2 separate regions of the Homo sapiens genome follow, and region 1 is linked to region 2. A link is a contact called in ENCODE Hi-C or POLR2A ChIA-PET data. All regions are on one chromosome and are shown on one strand. Each heading gives the region's core, a stretch centred on a gene start or an enhancer-like site at or near the end of the contact. The rest is flanking DNA. Distances are from core to core; before and after follow the strand shown.

Region 1 (4,081 bases), core at 1,440-3,939, 110 kb before region 2:
CCAATTTATTAGCTGACGACTCCAAAATCTATATTCTGATTCCAAAAGTCACTGCTAAACTCCGGGTGGAGTCGAGATAATTGTCTCCAAGCCATCGCTATCTTGATGGTAGCATTTCTCAGCTGAAAGATATTTTCCAAGTCAGTTAAAGGAGCCCTCACTTATTCAGCATTCAAACCAGAAACCTTGGGTGCTCTCTTGCTCCTTCCTTTCTGGCAAGGCATTTAGTCCCTTATTCAAACCATTCAGCCTCCTAAGGCACCATTTCTTCTGTGAATATGTAGCACTTCCACCTGGCCTGTTCTCTGTTGTCACTTACTCCTGCTGTTTCCATCCATCCGTGTTCCCAACCTCACTACTACATCCCTCTCCTGTTTAAAATGCACCAGGAAGAAGTCCATGCTTTCTATGGCATACAGATGTCCATGTGGGCCCCTCGCTTGGAATTCTGGCCTAATCCCTTCACATGGGTCTCCCAGCTCAAGCATTACCAAACTAATGGTAAATGTTCTAAAAGGTTCATGCTACCAGGGCCTTGAGGCTTTTCAAACGTTGCTCCTAAAGTCTGGGATCTCTAACTTCCTATCAACTGCATGGCACTGTTCTATGTTACTCTAGACCTGGGAGCCCAATCTTTTGGCTCCCCTGGGCCATATTGTAAGAAGAAAAATTGTCTTGGGACACACATAAAATCCACTGACACTAACAATAGTAAGTGAACTAAAAGAAAAAAAAAATCTCATAATGTTTTAAGGAAGTTTACAGATTTGTGTTGGGCCACATTCAAAGCCACCCTGGGCCGCATGTGACCTGCAGGACACGGGTTGGGCACACTTGCCCTAGACAGAGTCTAAATGTGGCTCCCTGCAAAGACTTCTCTGACCTTTGCAGGTGGTGTGCTTCCACCTCTGTGCTCATAGCTATGAACATAGGTTCATAATTTTATTAGAGAACTTCTGTCATTATACTGAAATTTTGCTCATGTGTCTTCTCCCCTAGGAAGAGATATCTTTGAAGGTGGAGAGTTAGCTTGATTTATTCCTCTTCTCAAGTGCCAACCCACTGAAGGTGCTTGAGAAATGTTTATGGGCTGAAGGGAGAACCGGTGTTATGAACTGAATGTTTGTGCTCACCCTCTACAAAAGAATGTATATGCTGAAGCCCTAATCACCAATGTGACTGGATTTGAGGTTAGGACCTCAGGAGGTGATTAAGGTAAGATGAAGTCATAGGGTGATGTGCTAATGTGTTAGGATTAGTGCTCTTATAAAGAGAAATAACAGAGTGCTCTCTCTCTCTCTCTCTCTCTCTCTCTGTCTCTCTCTTTCTCTGTCTTTGCCAAGTGGCTATCCACCAGCCAGGAAGAGGGCCCTCATCAGGATGTGAATAAGGTTGCCCAAGACCTTGATCTTGGACTTCTCATCCTCCAGAACTGTGAGAAATATATTTCTGTTTTCTAAGCCACCCATACATGGTATTTTGTTATGATACACCAAGGTAATTAAGACAAGGTGGTTATGAATATACATGCCATTATACTGGGAACAGCTTGTATTGTGGGTGAACCAATTGCATTTTAATCTTAGACTAGGTGAATTGCTCACTGTGCCTCAGTGTTCTCTTCTTTACAATGGGTATAATAACAAAACCCACATCAAAGGATTGTAGTGAGGATGAAGTAAAATAGTATGGGTAAAATTGCTTAGAACAATGGCTGGTACTTAGTAAGCATGCCATAAATATCAGCTATCATTATTATGACCTATAGATATTCCTACAGAAAACTAGAATACAATCATTTAATGCAAGAAAAGCCATTTAAGAATGGCAATGCATTTATTCTTCCTTCCCTGACTTATTCAACAGATATCTGTTGACACACACTACATGCTGTGCACTGTTTTCGCTGCTGGATACAGAGCAGAGAACAAGCCCAACAGAGCCGTGTCCCATGGGCAGAGGCTTATACTTTAGTGGAGCAACAAGCAATATGAAAACCTAAGTACAATAAGAAAAAGGGGTAAAAAGTGTCAGCTGGAGGGTCACATTCTTTTCTGGTCCTGGTAGGACAGGTCTGTTGTGAGGAGGGAGCCCATGGGAATGGCAGCTGCTCCACAGGGGAGGTTGGCACACTGCTCCAAGGATACTGATGAATTCTAAAGTATTAAAAGTGAGTCAGAAAGAAAGGGGAACAAGACAAACAAAAGCCCCAAACAGTCATGGGCTTGGTATGTGTTTCTGTCCCAGTGAGGGCCTGACTGAGTAGATAAAGCTCCATAAAACGGGGAAGGATCTTTGTCCTTTTTCCTCTCTGAATCCCCAGTACCTAAAAGTGTATGTGCAACACAGTGGCTGCTCAATTAAAACTTGTTGCCTGAATGAATGGAAGATGGAGCTTTGAAAGTTTCCAAAGAATTTGGAATTTTTCCTTAGAGCAATTAGTGCCACTACAATCTTTTGAATAGTAGAGGGACAGAACAGACAGGGTTTTAATTAGACTAACGCCAAGAGGTGTGAAGAATGGACTCACCAGGGGCAGAGAGACCAAGGGTATGGAAGCTGTTACAGTCATTCTTGTGCAAGGAGATAGGACGTGGATTGGGGTGGAGGCAGGAGAATGAAGGGGAAGGGCTGGGCGGAAGGTACGTCGTAAAAGGGTTCGTGCCTGTGGTCTGATTGCACCAGGCTGACCAGGAAAGCCAAGTTTAAAATAGCAGCAAAGCTGAAGACAGGCAAAGTCAACACATGGGCTGAGGGAGAGGCCATGGAGGTATTCTGGTGAAAGGTGGGAAGCAGATCCGTACCCGTGATAACACCGCACCTCTTGGTTGTTCCGTTGGAGGTGATGAGTTGGGTTGATGACGGGTACCTGGCGGGATGCTCAGGTGGTGCACACCAGTGAGGCTGTGCTGGTAGTTTAAGGGGAGGCTGTGCTTTTTGCTGTGGTCGCTGCTCTGATTGGGGATGCCCCTGCCCTTGCAGGGAGTACAAAGTTTTGATGCTATCCCTGACTATACCCACGTCTTCCCTTTCCTTCAGCCATGCTCAAAGTACACATATCACTGTCTCCAGTCTGACAGGTGTTAATTATGATTTGTGCTGAGAAGAAAGCAACAGAATATGCCTCTACTGATACGTACCAAATATATCTATCTCACCGGGTACTGACATGCACTGGATGAGAAAAAGTTTCTCAGATTGGGAATGGTTGGAAAGTAAAAGTATAAAGAATAGGCATCTTGAAGATACACTACTGTAAAGCCATTTGGACACAGAATGGCTGGAAAGAACCTAAAGAAGAAAACAACATATAAAAGGCAGAGAGCTAATATTTGTTTTATTCAGAGTCTGGCTCCAAGAGAGAATGCAAACGAATGTGAGAGGGTGTTTAATCTGCTCATATCATCAGACCCATAGGATCATTCGTAGTTACACCTGCTAATGATACACATCTGCCTAAGAAAACCATGTTTTTAAAAATAGACAGTGGTATAGTGCCTGGTGTGTACATATATTTTGCATCATCTTGAGAATATCTGAAAATTTTCTATTGAATGCATGCAGAGGAGGTCATGCATTCATTTATTATTTCAACAAATATTTGGTACCTCCTCTGAGTGAGGTGATGTGTCAGGCCCTGGGAAGACATTACAGGCAAAACACAGTTTCTGCTTCATCGAACCGATAGTTGAGTGAGACAGAAGTCACAGCCCAAGGGAGCATGATGTTTCTTTGAAGTATGAATTTGCTTTTATAAATTCATATGAATACGAAGTATATCTGTGTTTGCTCTAAAATGCATTGCTTTAAAATAATGTATACTCCGTGCAAATCTCCATTCAAAAACTCACGTTGTACCAGAAGAAAGAGCAATATATTTTCTATGAGCTAATTTAAATGGTATTTTGGGACCCCTTCCTGCATAGCTGGCTGATATGGTCTGGTTCTGTGTCCTCACCCAAATCTCATCTTGAATTGTAATCCAAATTGTAATCCCCATGTGTTGGGGGAGGAACCTTGTGAGAGGCGATGAGATTGTGGGGGCAGTCACCTCATGCTTTTCTTGTGATAGTGAGCGTGT
Region 2 (4,171 bases), core at 1,457-3,956:
CAGTCTCAACTTTGTTGCATCTTTCTTTTGGATAGATTCCTTCCTCTGAACGTATATTTCTTTTCGTTGGAAAGCGAGTTATTTTGTTAAGCATGCCATATATATCAACTATGACTTAATTGTAATTATTCATTTTTTTCAATTGTTTTCAAGATGATGAAGTTACATTTTTACTTCATCCTTGATAGTTACAACAGGTATAGACTTCCTTTTGTATTCCATTATTCATAACTCCAAGATTTGCCTTTGTAGATTCTTGGTCATCTCTAATCTGTTAACTTCTGTTCATGCTATTTTGAAAGTTTTGTTTTGTTTTGCTTTTTACAACATCTTTGCTATTATTTCAGTTCCAACCTCTTTTCAACCAGGCATATCGAATTGAAGGTTTGTCCTTCACCTGTTTTTCCACTCCAACTCTTTAGGATTAGGCCACAAAATGTAAATGTAAAACAACTTCCATTGACCATGCTGAATTCCCTCTCTCCAATGGCAGGTGAACCCTAAATGGTCAGGCTTCTGGCAGCATTAAGAACTAGGATCAGAGCTTAAACCAGAAATACACATACCAGCCATTGCAACACAAACAAATCAGTTCCTATACAGCTCACACATATTTTTTCAGAAGACAGAAATATCCTCATCTCAGGACAGTACCTACTCATAAATGTCTGACTAGGTACGTGCTATAGACTGAATGATTTGTTCCCCACAAGCTCACATATTGAAGCCAAGTTCTCTAATGTGATGGTATTTGAAGGTGGGGCCTTTAAAAAGTGATTAGGTTATGAGGGCAGATCCCTTATGAATGAGACTAGTGCCCACACAAAAGAGACCCCAGAGAGACCCCTCACTCCTTCCACCATGTGAGGACACAACGAGAAGATGGATGCTTATGAGCTAGGAAGGGGGTTCTCTGCAGGTGCCTTGGTCACGATCACAGCCTCCAGAGCTAAGAATAATCAAATCTCGTTATTTATAAGCTACCCAGTTTACAGCATTTTGTTACATCAGTGCAAGTAGGCTGAGACAGTATGTGATTTAACACCTTTGATTTTCTGGTTTCCCTAACAGCTCCCTTGAGTCATAAGATTAATGCAGGACAGAGGTAAAGTGTCAAGAAGTAGTTCAAGGGCAAAGTGGAGAGAAGCTTTAAGTAGATATCCTAACAGGAATGAAGAAGAAGACCTGCTTGTGACTGGGCATGGTGGCTCGGGCCTCTATTCCCAGCACTTTGGGAGGCCAAGGCAGGCAGATAGCTTGAGCCCAGGAGTTTGAGACCAGCCTGGGCAATATGGCAAAACCCTGTCTCTCCAAAATTACAAAAATTAGGTGGGCATGGTGGCACATGCCTGTAGTTCCAGCTACTTCAGAGGCTGAGGTGGGAGGATACCTTGAGCCAGGGAGGCGGAGGTTGAAGTGAGCTGAGATTGTGCCAGTGTGCTCTGGCTTGGGCAACAGAGCAAAACTTTGTGGGAAAGGAAAGAAAGGAAGAAAGAGAGAAGAAAAAAGAAAGAAAGAAAGAAAGAAAGGAAGGAAGGAAGGAAGAAAGAAAAGAAAGAAAGAAAGAGAAAGAAAGAAAGGGAGAAAGAGAGAAAGAGAAAGAGAAAAAGAGAAAGGGGAGGGGAGGGAAGGGGAGGGGAGGGGAGGGGAAGGGAAGGGAAGGGAAGGGAAACGAAAAAGGAAAAGAAAAGAAAGGAAAGGAAAGGAAAGGAAAAGAAAACAAAACTTACTGGAAGCAGAGAGGAAGACAGATAAACTGGCAACAGATAAACAGATAAACAGAGAAAGACAGATAAACAGCAGTGAGTGATTTCTTTATGGTACCTGTAGGCATAAATTAATTAAAACTCATATAGAAATGTATTCTCATAATGATAACTCCATTATAGGAGGAGAGTAACATTATTTCCGGAATATCCTGTTGACCAAGTCAGGGAAATATCTAATGTGGTTTTAAAAGTTTTTAAATATAAAACTGAAAATGGCAATACACTGGCTAATAGACTCGCTCAGCTGATCTCTCCTCTTAATGATGTCAGACATTCAGGTCTCACAAAATAAACAGAGTTTGTTGGTGGCATTTTAAACACTGACATACATAATCTATGAAACAAACTCTTCTAGTTGGTGACTAGAATAGACTGGTTTTCTGCTTTGGATTCATCCATTCATCAGTCATTGGGCAAGATAGTTTTCATTAGCTTCCTCCATTGTCAGCACTATCTAGGCATCTGAAAGGCAAAGGACTATAAAACACAGTTCATTTTGCTCTATGTGCTCATTGTGAGCAGCTGGATTCAGGCATGAAAAGTCAACACAGCAAAATATTACAGGAGCTGTGGCAGGAGTACGTGCAGAGCCCAGTGGATGCCCCTGGAAGGAGGCTCATGGTGTGGAAGGCCAGGGCCCTCCTTGCATAGTAGTGAGAAGTAAACAGCTGTTGTAGGTGGCATTCTTGGCAGAAGGCATTCCTGGCAGAAGGAGCAGTACAAACAAAGGTATGGGAGATGTGGGGAAAGGAGCAGCGTGACAGCTGGAACTGGAAACTTAGCATGTCGCAAGAATGCAGTTGGAGGGAGGACTGCTGAGACAAACCACAGTAGCCAGAATACAGAGGGCTTTGTGTGTCATACCAAGGAGTTTGCACCCATCCTCTAGGCAACGGGAGCCATTCCAAGTTCTCAGTCAGGGTCAGCATGATCAGACTTGTGTTTGGAAAGTGACTTTTGTACCAGGCAGAGAATGGGTTGGAAAGACATGAGTCAAAAGACCAGCTGAGAAACCAATTATTTAAGAAAAGAATGGTGAGGAACTGTGTTAAGATAGTAAGCAGGTAAGTTCACTGTTATTACTCATTTAGACAAATAATTAAGAACATCTAAAATGCATATAGCTGTGCTAAATACTAGAGTGTATGAAGAAGAATATGACCATAGTTCTGCCATCATTAAGATTACAATCTGGCAAAGCAGATACTATTAACACTACACGGGCTATACCAGGGGATGATGTGTAACCTGACAGAAGAGGCAGTATGAACAGCTGCAGAGATTCAGATGGGAAAGTGAATACATTCTGTTGGGTCAACCAGAAAAAAATGATTTGTGAATATTGTGGAATATCAGACTGGCTTTGAAAGAAGAGTGAGCTTTTTTAGGGGAACATTGTGGAGGAGAACTCACCAAGTGAGGTAACAGCATGAGAAAAAGGCATCAGGGCATATGCATAGCCCACTTTTGATGAGCAGTGAGCCACCCTGTTGGTACTTGTAGAGGAGATGTGTGAACTGAGACTGGAAAGGGAGTTGGTGCCATATGGTGGAGGCTCTGAAATGCAAGAGTGAGCAATTTGTACTTAATTTGGTCTATCATTGGGAAACACTGAAGGTTCTAATGAAAGAAGGAACATACTACAAGCTACCTTTGAGAAAACCTTATCTATCATCACTGGATAGGATGAATTAATGATAGGGAAACCAGAAAAAAGCTATTGGCGTTAATGTGAGATCACAGAGGCCAGAATCTAAAAGATAAACAGGAAAGGGAAGGAGGGGCTTGGGAGTAGAAGTCAATGCTATGAGTCTTAGTGATGGGTTGGGTGTGGAGGATGGGGGGTGGGGGCTGAGTCAGACATAGCACAGACATGTTGAGCTTGAACGACTGAGGAAAAATTAGACCCACAAAGAGAAATAAGGAAGTGAGAAAAATGGGATATTTGGGGGAAGAATTTAATTTAGGTCAAATGGCTGGCAGGACATGCAGTTAGAATTCAGTAGTTCTCAAGCAGGGCAATTTTACCACTCCCCTACCCCACCCCACAAGGGACATTTGGGAATGTCTGCAAACACTTTGGTTGTCCCATCTGGAGCCAGGGAGTGCTACTGATATCTAGTGGGAAAACATCCTGTGAGGCACAGGGCAACCCCAACCACAAAGACTCATCTGACCCAAAATGTCAATAGGGTTAAGGTGGAGAATCCCTGAGCCGGATGTTTCTAGTAGAATAACAGAAATGATACTTAAGGCAGTCGAGATTTTGGAAATCACCAATTAAACAATATAAATTATAGATATAAATTATTGTGAAGGTAGGCCCAGGAGTTATCTATCTAGAATCTACTGTTCTTTACTACTGTTGGTCCTGGGCTACAAACCTGTACAGCAAGCAACTG

What was found. Hi-C counts contacts between places; a loop is a spot of excess contacts on that map. ChIA-PET counts read pairs that join two places held with the same protein, here RNA polymerase II (POLR2A). Pooled maps may share reads with other maps.
Region 1: a map of PC-9 shows a loop between it and region 2 (8-fold over the local background). The contact joins two enhancer-like sites. A Hi-C loop is called at or near these places in 1 of 168 maps with a recorded cell type or tissue (PC-9) and 1 of 50 pooled maps. POLR2A ChIA-PET finds 5 or more read pairs at or near these places in 1 of 52 experiments (A549).

What each region holds. Positions count from the first base shown.
Region 1 is chr13:106,102,544-106,106,624 of GRCh38, reverse strand. No RefSeq gene overlaps it. Among named protein-coding and RNA genes, the nearest start is that of LINC00460, 270 kb to the left of the region's middle. Within about 2 kb of position 2,689, at least 5 of the 41 ENCODE cell types and tissues checked have a DNase peak (open chromatin) inside an H3K27ac peak, as active enhancers do.
Region 2 is chr13:105,990,191-105,994,361 of GRCh38, reverse strand. No RefSeq gene overlaps it. Among named protein-coding and RNA genes, the nearest start is that of LINC00343, 290 kb to the right of the region's middle. Within about 2 kb of position 2,706, at least 5 of the 41 ENCODE cell types and tissues checked have a DNase peak (open chromatin) inside an H3K27ac peak, as active enhancers do.